Linked DNA regions of Homo sapiens: region 2 is linked to region 1. Evidence: read pairs that join two places in POLR2A ChIA-PET (ENCODE). Cell type or tissue: HepG2. All regions are shown on one strand. Each heading gives the region's core, and the rest is flanking DNA. Links, peaks and the distances in the headings are about the cores only. Region 1 has its middle 130 kb from the start of IFNGR1. Region 2 has its middle 15 kb from the start of LINC02539.

Evidence for each region. Peaks named below come from ENCODE experiments on the same cell type or tissue, not always from the same donor. Only the 100,000 strongest peaks of a DNase experiment are listed, where the experiment ranks them.
Region 2: POLR2A ChIA-PET joins it to region 1 with 5 read pairs; 1 of 35 experiments calls an interaction of 5 or more read pairs at or near these places.

Annotation. Positions count from the first base shown.
Region 1 is chr6:137,346,152-137,355,538 of GRCh38, forward strand. No RefSeq gene overlaps it. Among named protein-coding and RNA genes, the nearest start is that of IFNGR1, 130 kb to the left of the region's middle. RefSeq lists a silencer at 5,138-5,333, an enhancer at 7,908-8,052 and a cis regulatory region at 7,974-7,985. In HepG2, for the core only: no CTCF peak of the experiment used is centred there; a DNase peak (open chromatin) is centred at 4,260; H3K4me3 peaks cover 955 bases.
Region 2 is chr6:137,719,184-137,728,570 of GRCh38, forward strand. No RefSeq gene overlaps it. Among named protein-coding and RNA genes, the nearest start is that of LINC02539, 15 kb to the right of the region's middle. In HepG2, for the core only: a CTCF peak has its summit at 5,018 (motif pointing right); DNase peaks (open chromatin) are centred at 4,288 and 5,018.

The DNA.
Region 1 (9,387 bases), core at 3,042-5,541:
CCTTAAGGAATATGCAAACCATGACATTAATATGTCACTCTTCTGGGGTCAGATTTAAGGAAACCTTGTGCTCCAGGATGGCATCAAAGTAAGAGACCACGTGTTCCAAAAGTGATTTTTATAAATCCCTTGCCCTAGATCTATGCACTAGAGCTATGTAGTTTCATAAAAACTATACCCAAAGCTTACTGCCTGTTAGGTTGGATACATTTTCCTGGTCACAAGCAACACCAAAGAAAGAGACCTGAAGTGTAAGGAAAACTATTAAAGGACAGGTGATGTGACAACTGATTCAACATTCTGTTAGAAAGAAGGGGAAATTCAGGACAGAATTATTATCCTGCATTAAAAAATACAAGTTTCCAAGTCACCAGGATAAGTTTAAATGATATCACTATGTCCAATATCCTCTGCTTAAGAAGGCAGGAGTGTAAAATATATATTTAAAGCAAATTTCCATGAAAAAGGGGAAAACAGCTTTTTGCATAAGTGGTGAAATTTACATTATTGTACAGTGTGCTTGTGTAGAATATATAAATCTCTAAGGATGGATAATAAAACATTGGGCTTGGGTATATATACTTGGGAATTTTTACTGCTTATTATGTTTACTTACTTATTTTCAGAATGAATTATATAATGTTACTAAATTATAGTAAATAGTACATTTAGTAAATTATATATAAAGTTACTAAAAATGGTAGTCATCAGCCTACTAAGTAGTGTACAGATAACTCTGCTCTTATGAGACAGCAGAGAGAATCTATCCCCTCTTATGAGAGCAAATGCTTGTCTTCTGGGGGTGACAGTGAGCTTGGCTTTCTTACTCATTGAAGAGCCTTTGGGAGCCCCTGTACCAACCCTGCCTCAAAAAGAAAGGCTTCCAGGATGAAAGGCTCCCCCAACCAAGGCTAATTTCAATTTTTAGTTCTCAAAACTTGAAAAAGACCTTTTCAAAGTACACTATTTTAAAATAAAATCATTAGAGAAATAAATGTTTATATAAATCACTGTTCTATTAATCTTGTTAACAGCAGTGGCTAATGTGTATGAAAGGAAGATGAAATTCCCTCATACATCTCTTGGCCAGCTACGTTTTACATATGACAGAGATTTTAAGGGTGCACTTTTTGTTTGTTTGTTTTTTAAGTCAAGTCACATTGTTTAGGCCCTGGAACTTGACATGGAAGTTCTTGTACTACATAAATACTGTTCACCTGGTAGAGCTTATCTACCTATGTGGGCTCATTTAACATACATTTACTCTTCTAATTCTGATGATTTCCATGGGACTTTGAGAATCTGTTTACTAGACTGAGTGTGCAATGTGCATATTTATTCACACAAAATAAAGACACATTTGTCCTGTCGATGTGTTACGTCTGTCAAAATCATCCACTGATTCCAGCCCTCGGTTTGAAATGTGAAGTCTGGTTGTTGTGCGTGATCCTAGACAATGTATAGGGAAAGGAGGGCATCAGTTGCATCTAGGAGTGACCTAAATTTGAGACATCAAAAACTCTGACTTATAGTAACTAGAACATAGCATCTTGAAAACAGTAGCAGCACGAAAGTGACAAGCTAGCATATAAACAAGCAGGCAAAGTGAAGGAATAAACTAAAATATAAATCTACATGATATTTAACATGGAGACCATATCAAATCCTTAGGTTTGCTTCAAATCCATGTAAGTTACCTTATTGGTTTGCATCTTTATCGGGTCTTTCCTCACTCTCTTCTGCTTTATGTCAGTCATAAAGGCAGGTCCTAAGACTTTCTCATTACCTGTGTGGTATAGTTCCTCTGTATTTGAGGATTCTGCATCCGTGAACTGAACCAACCTCAGATCAAAAATATTTGGAAAAAAAACAACGCAAGGGCTGAGTGTGGTGGCTCATGCTTGTAATCCTAGCATTTTGAGAGGCGGAGGCAGGTGGATCACTTGACTCCACGAGTTTGAGACCAGCCTAGCCAACATGGCAAAACGCTGTCTCTACTAAAAATACAAAAATTAGCCAGGTGTGGTGGCGTGCACCTGTAATCCCAGCATTTTGAGAGGCTGAAGCAGGTGGGTCACTTGACTCCACGAGTTTGAGACCAGCCTGGCCAACATGGCAAAACCCTATCTCTACTAAAAATACAAAAATTAGCCAGGTGTGGTGGTGTGCACCTGTAATCACAGCATTTTGAGAGGCTGAGGCAGGAGGATTGCTTAAATTCAGGAGGTGGAGGTTGCAGTGAGCTCAGATCATGCCGCTGCACTCCAGCCTGGGTGACAGAGCAAAATTTCATCTCAAAAAAAAAAAAAAAAATTAAAATGACAGTACAACAATAAAAGTAATATAAATTTAAAAATCAGTACAGCACTAGAACTATTTACTTAGCATTTACATTGCATTAGGTATTATAAGTAATCTACAAATGATTAAAAATATACAAGAGAATGTACGTAGGTTATATGCAAATAGTACACCATTTTATATCAGGGACTTGAGCATCCTCAGATTTTGGTATGTATGGGGAGGGCAAGGATAGACCCAATTCCCCATAGATACCAAGGGACGACTGTACTCAGGGTCAGATATTTTCCATGCAGCTGTCATCTTATTTTTAGTTGGTTTACAAATGCTCTTTAAAGAAGATTTTCCTAGACTTCCTAATAACCAACCCCTCCACAGCCAATTAAAAGAGACCATGGGGGCATGAGCATTTATTTTAGATCTGGAGGCACTCCGAGGAATTCATCTGTTTTCAGCTTCTGCTTTTTGCTCAGAGAGGTCGTATATACCCATTTTATGGATTTAGTTGAGGCTCAAGGAGACAGAGAGCAAAAGGAAGCAGAGTGGGCGCATACCACATTTTAGGCCTTTTCTCTGCTTGTGTCATTACTGATTTCTTGTAGTTCTCTTTATTATTTTAGAGATACTAATTTTAAATCTTCCCATGAGAACAATCTTTGTAAAATGGGGATAATAACTATATCTGTCTGACAAAGCTGTTGTGGATTAAAGGATTTATGTAAACCTCAGTGCCTGTCTGTTACTCTAATGTTATTGTGGGGCCATGAGCTGCACTTTTAGGGCAGAGAGAAACAATGAAATTTGGCTCTATTTAAAATACAGCTTTTAAGTTAGAAGGAATCTTAAAAATAAAACATTCTACTTTACTGTTTTGTAGCTAAAGAAACTAAGGCCGAGAGAGGAAGATTACCCAGCTAGACAGGGATGGGCATGAGATAAGCTCCCAAATCGCCTCTTTACTAGTTCAAGTCTTCTTTCACTCTGTTAGAAAATGCTTATGTTTTTTTAATCCAGTATATTTAGCTATGTACATATACTGTAAGACACCCTTGGGAAATAAGCTGCATTCTTTAGCAAAAGCCTTTACTTCTGGGACCACAAGGACTGGATTGAGCAAAGGGCTTCTGCAGGACAGTTAAATGCAGCCACCGTTCTTTCTGACTATGTCTCAGAGAACCCAGTGTGCACGTTCTCTGTATCAGAGACTGGAACTCCGAGCTAGACACAGCCACTATTTCCCTACCCTCCAGATAGAGCTCTTCACCATGAATAATATGCATTTCTTAATGAAGACTAAACATCCACCAGCATTGGAATCTCTTCAATATCACACAATGAATCAAGTATCTGGATTCTAGGAGCAGAAGGAAGTGTGTTTGCATGTAGGCATCATAGGATTAAGGAGAGAGTACATACACTTGGGAGTGAGAAAATAGGCTAAACAGAAGAGTATGAGAAAATTAGCTCAGGTGATTTGATGTGAACATCTGCAGAAATTGCTAGTGGGCACTGTGTCTAATTAAATCCACTAGACATATGCATGCCTGTTATCTGTGGAATGGTGTTCTTCCTGAAGCTGCACCTGTTGCTAGCAGGGATAGATTTCCATTCTATCACACGTAATGTCAAAAGGGTTCTAGGGAGAAAAATTCGAGGCTCCAGTCGGCTTCACTTAGAGACAAGCACATCAGTGGTATGAGAGAGCCACACTCGGGACTCAAATACAGACTGAAAGCAGATACACTGAGACTTCACCATTCTCCAAACCACCTCTCCCGAGCTCCTCACGATTCTGACGGAGACAGTAGGCTTCTGGTTCGTGTAGATTTTAGAAACCAACACTGTGAACCAAATTTCAAAGACAGCATTTAACTGATTAAATGCTGGCTTGAACACAAGGCAAAGACAAACACAGGGCAAAATGTTTAAGTTCATGTCAGCCTTCATTTGTATACAAATGTCTATTGTGCAAATAACAAATGATCTTTGTACATCAGAACAGGCTGTTTTTGGCAGATGTTCCCTTGGTTATCTCACAACGGGTCAGTCCTTAGTTTGTGTGTAGCTATGTTCCAAGCTGTTCCTTTGATTTGTCTCCTCACTAATTAACAGTCTCCCCAGTTCAGCGGGTACTGATGTTCCACCCAGTCCATTGGATTTTCAGTGGATACAAATTGCGTTGAAGAAGCAGCAGGGCACAGAGATTAATAATGCAGTCTCTGGAGTCATCCCAGCTCCTTGTTTACTAGCTAGTTACTCAGTTCTTTAGGCCTCAGTTTCCTCATCTGTAAGGTAGCAATAACAGTGGCACCACCTCACAGGGTTCTTGTGCCAGTTAAATGAAGCAAGTCTTATCAAGTGCTTAGAGTTGTACTTGGCAAAGTGGAAATGCCCATCAATGTTAGATTTCTTTTTCGAGACAGGACCTTGCTTTGTGGCCTAGGCTGGAGTGAAGTGGTGTGATCATAGCTCACTGCAGCCTCGAACTCCCAGGCACAGGCAATACTGCCTCAGCCTCCCAAGTAGCTAGGACTACAGACACATGCCATCACACTCAGCTAATTTTTAAATTTTTTGTAGAGGTAGGGTCTTGCTATGTTGCCCAGGCTGGTCTTGAACTCCTGGCCTCAAGCAATCCTCCTGCCTCAACCTCCTAAAGCACTGGGATTACAGGTGTGAGCTACCATGTCTGGCCAAATGTCAAATATTTTTATTCATTATTACTGAACAAGCAATCTCCAGCAAATAACAACTGCAGTTCAGTGCACAGATTTGTCTTAAAAAGGAGAAAAATGGGCCAGGTGCAGTGGCTCACACCTGTAATCTCAGCACTTTGGGAGGCTGAGGCAGGTGGATCACCTGAGATCGGGAGTTCAAGACCAGCCTGACCAACACGGAGAAACTCCGTCTCTACTAAAAGTATAAAATTAGCTGGGTGTGGTGGTGCATGCCTATAATCCCAGCTACTCAGGAGGCTGAGGCAAGAGAATTGCTTGAACCTGGGAGGCAGAGGTTGCGGTGAGCTGAGATCATGCCATTGCATTCCAGCCTGGGCAACAAGAGTGAAACTCCGTCTCAAAAAAAAAAAAAAAAAAAAAAAAAAAAAAAAAAAAAAAGGAAGAAGAAAAATGTAGATTAAAAATTAAACCTGAGGCTGAATAGACCTAATTAAAGACCTATAATATTATATAGTCATAATGTTATTTACCTCAGTTCTATATACCAGTAGTCACTTTATCACTTCCATTACCTGTCCCCCCACTGGCAGGTATATGTCCATGGGCTCATGTGATCTGGTGAATTAAAAACTTGGTTGACAGACAGAGAAAAGTTGTGTTCTTGGCTAGATTTCCCACTAATTCTGTAAAAATATACATGTCACTACTGCTTACTTACATTTTTAGATAATGATATGATAACAAGGAAATATTTCAAATCTAGTGTCTCTCACTCATAGTATAATGAGAAAATTCTAGAAAGCAGATCTTTGAGGGGAAGACGGGGTGGAAAACAGACAATGAGTGGAGGCTGAGATACCCAGCTCCTCTATCGGGTATGTCTCTAGCTGCTTGCTTCTTGCTTCTCCTTTCCTTGTGTCCGCAAACACCACCCCAGAGTGACGTAACCAAGGTTGATGAGGTCAGGATGTGATGTGTTTGTGGTTTTAACTGGAGTTGTGGAATCTGAGGATGCTGCGTATGGAGATAGCCTTGCAGAGGACTTCTGCAATAGCAATAACTCCAAGGGTGGAGAAGTATTCTGTGTAGTAGATGCATGAAATCACTGTTATTGGCATTGGCCTCTCCATAGGACTTTTTGTTTTGTTTTTTGTTTTCTTGAGACAAGGTCTTACTCTGTCACCCAGGCTGGGGTGCAGTGGCATGATTGTGGCTCACTGCAACCTCTGCCTCCCAGGCTCAGGTGATCCTCCCACTTCAGCCTCCTGAGTAGCTGGGACTACAGGCATGCATCATGATACTTGACTAATGTTTTGTATTTTTTGTACAGATGGGGTTTTGCTATGTTGCCCGGGCTGGTCTCAAACTCCTGGGCTCAAGCGATCCACCTGCCTTGGCCTCTCAAAATGCTGGGATTGCAGGCATGAGCCGCCATGGCTGGTCTCCAAAAGACTTTTTAATGGACACTTTCCTATATTTTTCTCTTCACCTGCTTTTATTTCAGCTATATTGATATCTAAATGGTGATTAAAACACAATCATTTAAAACACAATGTGCTATTTCTGCCACAATGTATTTGAATTTGTATTCTCAGTATGTATTTAAAATTATTATCCTTTTATTTAACATAATTTATTCAATTAGACTTGTAAATAACATTTTATGGTGTTTTAAATGAATATATTGGTCTATTTCTGTGAGGCATTTGGAATATCTATAAAGTGTGATGTTAGACAGAAAAGCCAGCACTAAATAAACATTCACATTCACATTGCTTCTCTATCATGTCCGAGAAATTTAATCTCAAATTAGCCCCTATGGAGTAAAAGTCTGTGTAAACAGATGGACTTTGCACCTTGCCGCAAAGGTCAGCTGACGACAGCACTGTGAGTTTGGCAGCAAATCCCTTAGTCAGAGAAGGACCTTCCCATAAGAAAAACTTCGTCTTTATTTCAGTTCTCGTGACATGAATGAGACTTGGCTTCCATCACAAACTTGGCAGTCAGCGAGGCTTCCAGAGGATTCTATTAGCAATGATGATGATGATGGTTGAGATGGTGCAAAGCCCTTTATACTTTTCTGAGGCTCTTTCACATGCCTTGTGAAAAATTCTCACCATTTAACCTTAAAACACCATCAGATAAGAAATGTATATATGCAAAGTATTTTTTTTTCCAGGAAAAGAAAATAGATGTAATTCAATCTGGGTTCTTAAATTTTTCAGATCTAAATGAACTTTAAAATATGCTTGGATATATCTCTGAGGAATATAACCTTAACATTTTTCAGTGTTCAACCTAGACTAATAATAATATCAGCAACTCTGGTTTGGGGATCACAGAACTCACAAACCATTCACATCTGGCACATTTCATACCCCTTTCCTGATTCTACTGTAAGAACAGTCAACAGGAAATATGTTCACCGTAAATGACTGTGAGGCAGTGATGCATGCTGCAGCTTCATTCTTCTGGGAGAGTCTGAGTTTCCACCATAAGAAAAGTCAGAGATGTAGTTATTTCCTGTCTTCCTCTTCACTGAATCCTTGGACAGTACCCATTTTATGTTCTTAAGTGAAAATGCTTTCTTCACTGTGTGTCTGAAAGTGTACGAAGTATGTTTCTGAACAGAGTGCCTATTGGATCTTCTCTACAATCATAGTAGAGCTCAAAAGAACTTTGTTCAGGGTCCAGCTAATTTTCTTTTTCTTTTTCTTTTTTTCCTGCCCCACAGCTATTGTTGGAGTGTCATATGGGCATCTCTCTCATCTCCCAGATCGATGGCATCGTCTAGGACTTCCCACATAGACAAGATAAACGAAAGGCTTCCATGGACAGGTATGTAACTGTGGAGACAGCAGCGCTGCAGAAGAGGCCTCCTGATCAGAAAGAATGTCTGTCCCACAGTTGACTCTCTGGCTCTGCAGTCACCTTTGACATGACTTGCTGAATAGGAGTTTGTTTTCCAATTTCCATGGTTCAGCCATAGGCCATGCAAAGTAAATACTAGTAAATGAGCAACAGTAGGTTCAAAGGAACATAAGACTAGAGTCCCTCCTCCTTTTGAAGACAGTTTGGGTAGCATTCACATGTGAATCAATCTGTTTGGGGTCTTTGAAGTGACTTTGATTAAGAGTTGTGGCCCAATAGTAGTGAAACGGGCAGGGCCGTCAAAAGAATTGGCAGTTCCAATATGGACACTCAGCCTGTGCTCCACAGCCAGAGAGAGCCCCAGGTGATACCCATACACAGAGCGGTTTTAGCCTTGGAAAAACAAGTCAGAAACTCACTATGCAGGGAGGTTTGCATGGAAAGGGGTTTCGTTTGAAGTAAAGAAAATATACCATAAGACTTCATAACCCTACAGATCAGCTATGAATTAAATTAATTCACAGAATGTTAGACTTCTTCATAGTGCTCTTTAGTAAGCACAAAACACCTTTCTTTTTTTAAAAAACAAACACTTTATGTATTTTCAAAGGCACAATTTATCTGTTTATGAATAAAACAAAAACAATTAATGTCCCAAAATTTCAGGAACCACATAAAATCAAATGCAGTTCACTAAATTCTCCTTGATTATATTAAAAATGTTAAAATTAACAAATACTTAAATTTGGTAGGCTTCCCTGAATGCAAACATCTTTTGGAATAAGAAGAAAAAAAATAATTTATGGAAAGACTAGGATTTCTGCCTACCTTCACTTCAGCAGAGGAATAAAAATAATTCAAGAGCCCATTTCTTTGCTTTTTGTGTTTCAATTAACTATAAAATGTGCATCTGTCTTACTCATGTATTTTGACTTAACTTATTTTTCTCCTTACTTTATGTTCTCCTTCACTGCCTACTGCTACACATTGTGGAATTAGCTTTTCGTTCTCAAACAAACATAGATTAACTCTGGAAGCCAAACGAAAGGAAATATTTGAGATCAGAAGTATAGTTGGCATAGTGGAAAGATAGGCTTTAGGGTCAGACAAAAATTAATAAGTGACCTAGGTCAGTTGCCCCACTTTTAAACCTAGTCTCAGCATATAAAAATTGGGAACATAATACTTCTTACTGAGTTGCTATGGAGATTAGAGATTTTAAAAAGCGAATGATAAGCTATGCAGTTAGATGTTCAAAAATGGTAGTGTTAATTTTACAGCATTTCTATTTGCTGATTTTCTGATTTCATCAGCTCTACTGTCAGTTACTTTAGACTGGTGCTATTTTGTCCTGGGGCAACATTATATTTTATAGTTCCGGTTTTCATGGAATTTTTATCATAAATGCAAACGTGCATAAATGATTTTAAAATTAATTTTTTCTTAGGATGGGTAATTTGTACTATTAATGATGATGATGATTTTTTTTAGAACAGTAATTTAAAAGGGATATGAAAAGAGCAGGACTACATAATTA
Region 2 (9,387 bases), core at 3,056-5,555, 370 kb after region 1:
GTGGTCAACTTCCCAGCTAGGCTTAGGGATTCTTAGTTGGCCTAGGAAATCCAGCTAGTCCTGTCTCTTAGTAGCCCCTCTCAACAGGAAAACCCAAGTGCTCTTGCGGAGGTTGGCTGACGACAGCTCTAACTGCTTCCTGCTGAATTGGGGCATAGTAAGGGTCGTGCAGTTGAAATTTCCTTGGGAGGGGTGCCTTCGATGTCATCAACTTCGGAGCATGGGCTAGCAGGCCGGTCCAGGGGTCCATGGTAGATCTTAGTCATGGACTGCATCTGGGGCTCCATTTGAAGAATGATTTGTAGTTTTACAGCTTTGATTCTGGAAGAGACAAACTTAACAAAGGGGTTAAAGACACAGGGATTGAAATGTATGGCCTGCAGTGCAGGGGATTATTTCTTTGGCAGTTTTGAAAAATTATTTCTTTGGCAGATTATTTCTTTTCTTGACAGTTTTGAAAAGGCCTGGTCCAGTAAATAATAATTTGGCCATCTGATGGGTGCTATCAATGCCTAAGTGAAAGGTTTGGTGAAGGGTTTTAAGTAATTTCCATTGGTTAGCTGCAAGTAAAATATTTTTCCTTCTTCAGTGGTTAGCCATCCTGAGGAGAGGAAACTATGTCCTCGTGAGGTTCCGCATTCTATTTCTTTTTCTGAGTACTGGGGCTTGGTTTCCCAGGGGGGATTACTCCATACTAGGGGTCATTCTATAAGCATTTCTAATGGAGGGTCCTGCCTTGTGGCTCTTTTGGTTTCAATATCCACTTGGCGGTTCACTTCTATTTCCCTTTCCTTTCCTTTCTGATGCCCCCAGCAGTGTAAGACTGCCACCTCTTTAGGTTTCTGTACAGCCAATAATAATCTCCTAATGGCTTCCTGATGTTTGATAGGTGTTCTCTTGGAAGTTAGGAATTTCCTTTCTCTCCATATTGCTGCGTGGGCATGGAGGACTAGGTAAGCATACTTAGAGTCTATATATATATTTACCCTTTTTCCTTCTCCTAATTCTAGTGCCCGAGTGAGGGCTATTAGTTCTGCCAGCTGAGCACTAGCTCCTGGAGTGAGGGGATTACTTTCAAGTACTCCATTATCACTGAGCACTGCATACCCCGCTTTTTGAAGTCCTTTTTCTACAAAGGAACTTCCATCAGTATACAAGTTGAGGTCAGAATCAGTCAAGGGAACCTCTAGAAGGTCATTTTGAGAAGTGTAGGTTTGAGCAATCACCTATTGACAGTTATGTTCTATCTTTTCTTCATTGTCTGGAAGAAATGTGGCTGGGTTAAGAGTTGCACAAGTGTGCAGTCACAGCACTGGCCCTTCAATTAATAGAGCCTGATATTTAAGCGAACGGTTGTCTGACAGCCACAAGTCTCCTTTAGCAGTGAGTATGCCGTTCACATCATGAGATGTCCACACAGTAAGATCTCTTCCCTGTATCGTTTTAACTACTTCAGAAACTAAGACTGCTACTGCTGCCACTACCCGTAAACAATGAGGCCAACATTTTGCCACTACATCAATTTCCTTACTCAGGTATGCCACGGGTTGCAAGCTGGTCCCTTGGACCTGTGTAAGGACTCTTAGAGCTATTCCTGTTTTTTCTGTGACATATAAAGAAAAGTCTTGCCCCGTTGGCAAACTTAACACTGGGGCTTGGGTTAGGGCCTTTGTCAGGGCCTGGAAAGCTGCTTTTGCTTCAGGTATCCATCTTACTAAATGGGTATTGGCTTTCTGAGTTTCCTTAATTAGTGTATATAATGGCCTGGCTATTTTGCCGTACCTGGGAATCCATATTTGGCAGAAGCCTGTTATGCCAAGGAACCCTCGTAATTGCTTTTAGGGTTTTGGAATGAGGATAAGCCAGTATAGTCTGGATACATTCCTCACTGAGGGCCCTGGTGCCTTTGGATAATTTTAGCCATAAGTATTTAACCTGCTGTAAGCAGAGCTGAGCCTTTGGTTTGGAAACCTTATAGCCACAAGTGGCAAGGAAGTTTAAAAGCGCTTGGGTGGCTTGATGGCACAAGATTTCTGAACGGGCAGCTAGAAGTAAATTATCCACGTACTGAAGGACAAGAGTGTCCAGGTATGAGAATTGGCTCAAGTCTTGGGCTAATGCCTGGCCAAATAGATGGGGGCTATCCTTGAACCCTTGGGGTAAAACAGTCCAGGTGAGTTGAGACATTGGATTTGAAGGATCTTCAAAGGCAAACAAGAACTGAGAGTCAGGATGCACAGCGATGCAGAAAAAGGCAGCCTTAAAGTCCAGGACTGTAAACCACTCTATTTCCTCTGGTATTTGGGAAAGCAGAGTATAAGGGTTAGGTACAGCTGGGTATGGAGTGACAACGGCCTCACTGATAATCCTGAGATCTTGCACTAACCTCCACTGTCTGATGGGTTTCTGTACTCCTAAATTTGGAGTATTGCAGGGGCTATTGCATGCTTTTACTAGGCCTTGGGCTTTTAGGTCCTTAAAAATCTTTTGGAGTCATTGTTGGGGCTCGGGTCTAAGGGGGTACTGCTTTTGTTAGGGAAAGGAGGCGGAATCCTTTAGTTTAACTTGAACAGGATGGGCATTCTTTGCTCGTCCATATTGTCCTTCTGTTGCCCAGACTTCAGGATTAATTCCTTCCTCAAGCAGGGGACAGCAAATGTGTGTTCCTTCTCCTATGTTCAGGGGTATAATGGCCCCTGCTTTTGCTAGAATGTCTCTCCCTAACAAGGGAGTGGGGCTTTCAGGCATAATTAGAAAAGCATGTGAAAAGAGTAAAGTTCCCCAGTCACAACTTAGTGGCTGGGAGAAGTATCTAGTGACTGCCTGTCCTAGGACCCCTCAGATAGTGACAGATCTGGAGGACAGTTGTCTGGGATAGGAGAGTAAGACTGAGAAGGCTGTGCCAGCGTCCAGGAGACAGTTAACCTCCTGGCCCTCAATGGTCAAGCATATCTGGGACACTGTGAGGGTGATGGGCTGGCGTTTGCCCCGGGGAACCCTCAGTCCTGCTGCTGGATCATCTGGTTAGTGGCTTCTGACTCAGAAGACCTTTGTCCCCTGGGGCAGTGGGCCTTCCAGTGATTCCCTTGACATAAAGGGCATGGAAGAGGGGGCGGCTTATTTCTATCTGGACAACCTTTTTTTTTTTCTTTTTTTTTTTTTTTTTTTGAGACGGAGTCTCGCTCTGTCGCCCAGGCTGGAGTGCAGTGGCGGGATCTCGGCTCACTGTAAGCTCCGCCTCCCGGGTTCACGCCATTCTCCTGCCTCAGCCTCCCAAGTAGCTGGGACTACAGGCGCCCGCCACTACGCCCGGCTAATTTTTTGTATTTTTAGTACAGACGGGGTTTCACCGTTTTAGCCGAGATGGTCTCGATCTCCTGACCTCGTGATCCGCCCGCCTCGGCCTCCCAAAGTGCTGGGATTACAGGCGTGAGCCACCACGCCCGGCCTGGACAACCTTTTTTAAAGTGTCCTTGTAGACCGCACTGGAAGCAAGCCCTATTAGGCATTTGATTTGTCTGGGCACTAGGGATTTAAAGGTGTCTAAAAAGGGCGAACTTTAGCAACATTGAAAGTGAGCTTAATAGTTCTGTTTTAAAAGTGCTTACTCATTTTCTCATGTAAGCTTTCACTTTCTTAAGTTTTCTTTAACTGTCAGGAAATAAATGAGACAGCATTCTGAGAAGGATCTAGAGGTGCCACCACGAACATTCTGAAGGAGGCTGATAGAGCGGACAACCCACCAAGTCTGGGAGTTGACTTGACAGCCCTGCCCACGAGAAGCTGGCTAAGACAGCACAGTAGAAATGTGGCCTGAAGATTGGGGCACAAACACAGCACAAATCTATCATAACCGAGTCTTAAATTTGCTTTACATGTGAAAACCATATACTCACACACCAACAAGAACTCACCCCAGCTGGCCTAAGCTAAGGAATCTACAGTCCTTGGAAAAAGAACAAGTCAGAAGAAAGAACTTCAGGATCCTTCCAGCTGTTTCCCATGATTTATCATTCTTACAGTGTAGCCGCTTCAAAATACTTTTTTAACTTCATGCTATGAATTCCAAACACATTTAAGGTTAACCTCTGTCTTTGGTGTGATATAAGACCACTTATGCCACTCTGCTTTTTCTTGGTTGGCTTTTACATTTCCTTTCATGCATGCCCTGTTTTCCAGTAAAGTAACCCTATCCCAGGGCCTTTGACTAGCTCTACTTTTGAATCAACTAATATTTGCTGTTTCCACGTGGCAGGTGTGACCTTAGGCCAGGTGCTATGAGTTAAACAAAGATGAATGAGACTTGGACCCTGCCCTTAAATATTCAAACCAGCTAAGGGTTGGTGGTTAAACTCTGGACTCAGACAGACCTGGGGTGGAATTCCGGCTTCTCTACCTACCAGCTTGGGCAAGTTATTTACATTCTTCTAAATTCCCCCCTTTTTTTCCCCCACAACTGGGCATGATATTATCTACCTCATAGGCTTGCCATGAGGATTAATTAAATAATAAAGTGCAGTGCCACATAGTAAGCAAATAATTTAGCCTTCTCATTATTCCTATTATCATTATTTCCATGGGGAAGAGGATGTTTGGACTTTTCCTTCTGAACCCTCCCTCCCTTTTTTCATTCAACCTCTTAACTGCACAGAACTCTTCTGTTTTCTTTTAAGAGAAGAGGGAAAGCCATTCTGATGAAGATCTGAGATGTGAATATAACCTTGACTGCAGATGGACGGAGACAATAGGAAATTATGTCATACCTCTATTTAATCCACGTTGGTCCTGGTTTCATCTTCTCATTTCTGACCTTTGAGAAACATTTGTTGTAGAAAAGGACAAATAACATGATTACGTCGCTGATGATTAGTCTCTAGGCATTCACTCAATAAATATTTATTCTGTAGTTTCTGGGTGCCAGGCCCTGATTCAGTGCTAGAAACAGAGTGGTGGACATGGCAGCCACAGCCTCTAACCTCATGGAACACATAGCCCAGCAGATGGCAAGCACGTGCCCAAGGGAAAGAGGAAAGTCCTGGAGGTGAATGTGGGGGAGCTTTGCCTAATCCATCAGGCACACCATGACCTTCTATCATAGTGGAAGTCCCATGTGCATGGTGAGTCACCTGTGCATGGTGGCAACTCTTTATTTGCCCAAACTGGAAACTCAGGGTGAAATAAACAGCTGAAAGATTGCAGATCTATACAAGGGATTAAATAGTAGAATATTGAAGTCCATTGATATCATCGATTTTAAATTGAAAAAGAATTACAAAAGAATGTGGGTTAAGAGATGGTTTAAACCTCTCCAAGCTATTTTACCGCTAGAAATGTTAACACAAAAAAATATAATAATCTGATAATGGAGGATAATCGCTGATATTTCCTGTGCCTTCCTCCAATCCTCAGGATGACACTGGAAAGTAAACTATGAATTTGGATTCAAAATAATGTGGTATGGTTGGAGAGCATCAACTTCATCAACTGGATACAATGGCTGGAGATGCTCTGAATTTTCAGTTAGCAGGGCTCAGCTGGTCTCCATGAAAATGGTAGTTCCATTGGTCACAGTGTCTACAGTGATTTCATGTAAAAATTGCATCCCATTGCCTAGCCATCTGGCAAGGATCTGATTGCTGTCCCTTGAGATTCAGGAAGTTATGATGGTAAACTCACAGCTGAACATGGCTGGAGTAGAGATGGGGGACTGAGGCCTGGTATTACACCCATCTTCCAAATGGAATGAGTCCGGTGCTGGGTCAGGTCCCAGTTGACACTCAGAGAGCATGGCAGGCTGGTCAGCGATGCGACAGCTCACGAGAGTGAAACCGCACCACACAGAAGTAACAGGGACTCTTTGAGCTCATTTCCCTTCCTTCCATTGTGCAAGGAACTTGGCAGGCACCGCTGTGTGGGCCACAGTGGACACTCAGCAAAACAGCACGCGTTTGGCTTCTAAAACTCACTCTGCCAGCTCCTGACTTATGAGGGTGGTGGCAAAAGACCTGCTCTCTCTCAGCTTCTGTATCCATATCCCTAAAATGAGGGGGTTGTGTTGTACGATGCTGAGGAATGTTAGGATCAGATAAGATGATGAGAAACTCTGTTCCTCCTCTGTGTTCCCAGACACCTTAACCAGAAACCAGGCAGTCATGGGAGATGCCTCACTCCTTGTTTCTCCCCTCCTATTATTTCTACCTCCTAAACCCATCCCTTCCTCTTCTTCCCAATTGTCCCCCCTTATGTCAGGCTGTCCTGTTGTCTCACCTGGATAAACAGATTCCCAGTGTCTCACTTCACCCTCCTTTCCTGCGTCTGCCCCATTCACTCGCACTGTCTCCTCACGCCACCATGAAATAGTGAGAATGCATTCTGTCTTTTCTCTCTGCATCACCAGTGTCAAGCACAGTCATATGGAATAAGCTCCCCTCAAAATGTTTGATGGATGAATAACTAGGTAGAGGGATGAATTAATTAAACCTTCTGTGCAAGTACCATTTTTATAAGATAGTGTCTGAATGTGAGCTGCTATTCTCTGCAGTTCAATAAGCATAAATATTTGTTATAGATTTGGCACTGTGCTAGGTACTGGAGATGTGAAGATGAGTTAGATACAGTTCCTGACATTCGATTACCACCCAGTGAGCAAGACGGGCTGTATTAGTTAGGGTTCTCTAGAGAAACAGAGCCAACAGGATAGACAGATTGATAGGTAGATAGGGATTTATTTTAAGGAATTTTCTTGTGCAATTTTGGGGGAAGGCAAGTCAAAATTTGCGGAGATCAGCAGGCTAGAGACTCAGAGAAGAACTGATGTTGCAGTTCTAGTCTGAAGACAGACCGGAGGCAGAGGTCCCCCCTCCTTAGGGGACCTCAGATTTTTTTCTTTTTTTCTTTTTAAGGCCTTCAACTGATTAGCTGAAACCCACCATCATTATGGAGACTAATCTGCTTTGCTTAGTCTGCTGATTGAACTATTAGTCATATCTAAAAAATACCTTCACAGCCATTTCTAGACTGCTATTGGCCTAACATCTGAGCACCATAGCCTAGCCAAGTTGACACACAAAAACTGTCACACAGATGATGATAACACAATGCCTGCTATTGCATTTCTGCAAAGTAAACTAGATCTTTCTTTTATGAGAAGTTCTCTATACACTTTGGCATTCCAAAGCTAACATTTGTGAACTGCTTTCTCTGTAAATGCCATGCACTCTACAGGGTGCATTCATAAGCATGGCTTCCATCCCTACAACAATCTGTGATGTGGGTATTGTTCTTGCCTTTTACAAGTGAAAGAGGTCCAAGTAACATGCATGAGGTTCCACTGCTGATAGTGTAGTGGAGCTGAGATTTGAGTCCAAGCCTCTGCACTACTCCAAGTTCAATAATCTTTGCTGTACATCATGATACTTTAAACAAACATATTTAGCTTGAAGCTTAGCTTTTCCTAAAAGAAGCACTTCTTTAGCCAGGAATACTGTAGTATCACTAGATTTTGTAACAGGAATCATTTTCCCCCCCACCAAGCCCCACCACACACATACACACAAGGATGTGAATCAGTGCTCCCAGCTCATTTCCTATTGGCTATGAAGCTGGGAGAGGACCATGATTGGCCACAATCTTATTGGGTCATATTGATTCAATAAGATGAAAAGGGAGCTTCCCAAATATCACTATTATGACTGAGTTTTTGTCACACACACTAAAAAATCTTCTCCTTAACTCCAAGCCAGACACAGACCACATAGCCGCTAGTCTTTCTCAATAGACAAGACAGAATTGTTGGCACTAGGTTTACCTGTTAACTATCTGCTCAATATATAAAGAATATTCTTCTTTAAACTTGCCAAAATTAAATAGGAAATGAACTGCAAATGAAAAATACATTGTCTCGGGAGCTCTAACTTTTAACAGGAAAGCAAAGACACATGATATGAATACATGAATACAGTAATTATTTATTAATAGCCTACTAGGCGCCAAACAATGCTGCCCTTCCAAGGAAACAAAATGAGTAGAAATAATCTCATACCTCAAGGATGCACGGAATGGGGAAAAAGAGAAGAAGTGATATTTATTGAGTGGCTTTCATATGGCGGTTATTTTATCTCATTTAATCCTAACAATCCCATGAGATAGATAGCATCATCCCTTTATACAGATGGGGAAATTTAGTCTTTGCGAAATGGAGTGACTTGCCTGAGATCACACAACTGGTAAATACTGATAACTTAAACCAGATCTCTCTCTAAATCCAGAGCTCATGAACCTTCCACTGATCACACTGCAGAGAAGATAAAACAAATATATAAACCACTATAGCTAGCATGGACATATAACACCAAGAAGGGGTCAAGTAAAGTTTGAGGAATCTGGAGATGCTATTGGAAATGGTCTTTAGAAAGAACAGATGGTATTTTTCAGGCAGAGATGAGAAAGAGCATTTCAAAGGAGAGGAAAGAGCTGGAGCGAGACTTGGAGGGAGAAGTAGAAGGGGTTTGGAGGATAAGAGTTGGAAAAGCTTTATTGGCATTTTAAAAGCAGGATGATCCTCCTAGAAGGGGTAACTAATATAGATTAGAGTAGAGCAGATTGGAAGATAAGGAGACTGGGTGGGAGATCCTTGCAAGTGTCTTAGAGAGCACCTGCAGGAATGGAAGGAAAGACAGATTTGAGAGAGATCACAGAAGAGGATTGTAGGTGATCCTGAACTGAATGATGGACCAATGAGTTCAGACTGATGCAGAAGAATGAAACCAAATGCATTGGCGGAGTAGGTGACCAGATAAAAGTCATGCAGTAGAGGTCTCAGTTAAGATGAAATGCAAAGCAGAAAGAGGGAAGGAGGGAGCCAGAAAAGGAAGGGATTTCCGAATGTGCCGTCCTGAAAGTGGAGTCGATCTGAGTTGTGACCAAGCATAAGGTGTGGCCTCCTGGGGAGTGGCTGAGACAGAGCTCATCCAAATGGAAGACACCAGAAGATTACGAATCTGGAAGTCACCAGGAAATCTGGCGGTGAATTATATGGAAAGGATGTCAGGGCCGCAGAGACTGAAACCATGAAAGAATGTGAGAAAAAAGTCTTCAGAATTAGAAGTAACTGGGCAGAGAAGGGCAGAAAGTCAAAAGTTTACATCAAATCAGAAAAAATAAGTTGTCTACAAAATGGATGATGCATTATCCTGCAATCATAGTGAGGATTTCCATTGGAAAAATTAATAATAATAGTTAGAGTCTCACTTCTCCCTTCTTAGGGGAAAATGACATATTAGGCATATTCATATAGGGTATTGCATTTTTCATATTTGCTAGCAAGGAATGTCAAGAGAGGCAACTGGTGCTATCAGATAACATTGAAATGCCTCACCCTCACATTTC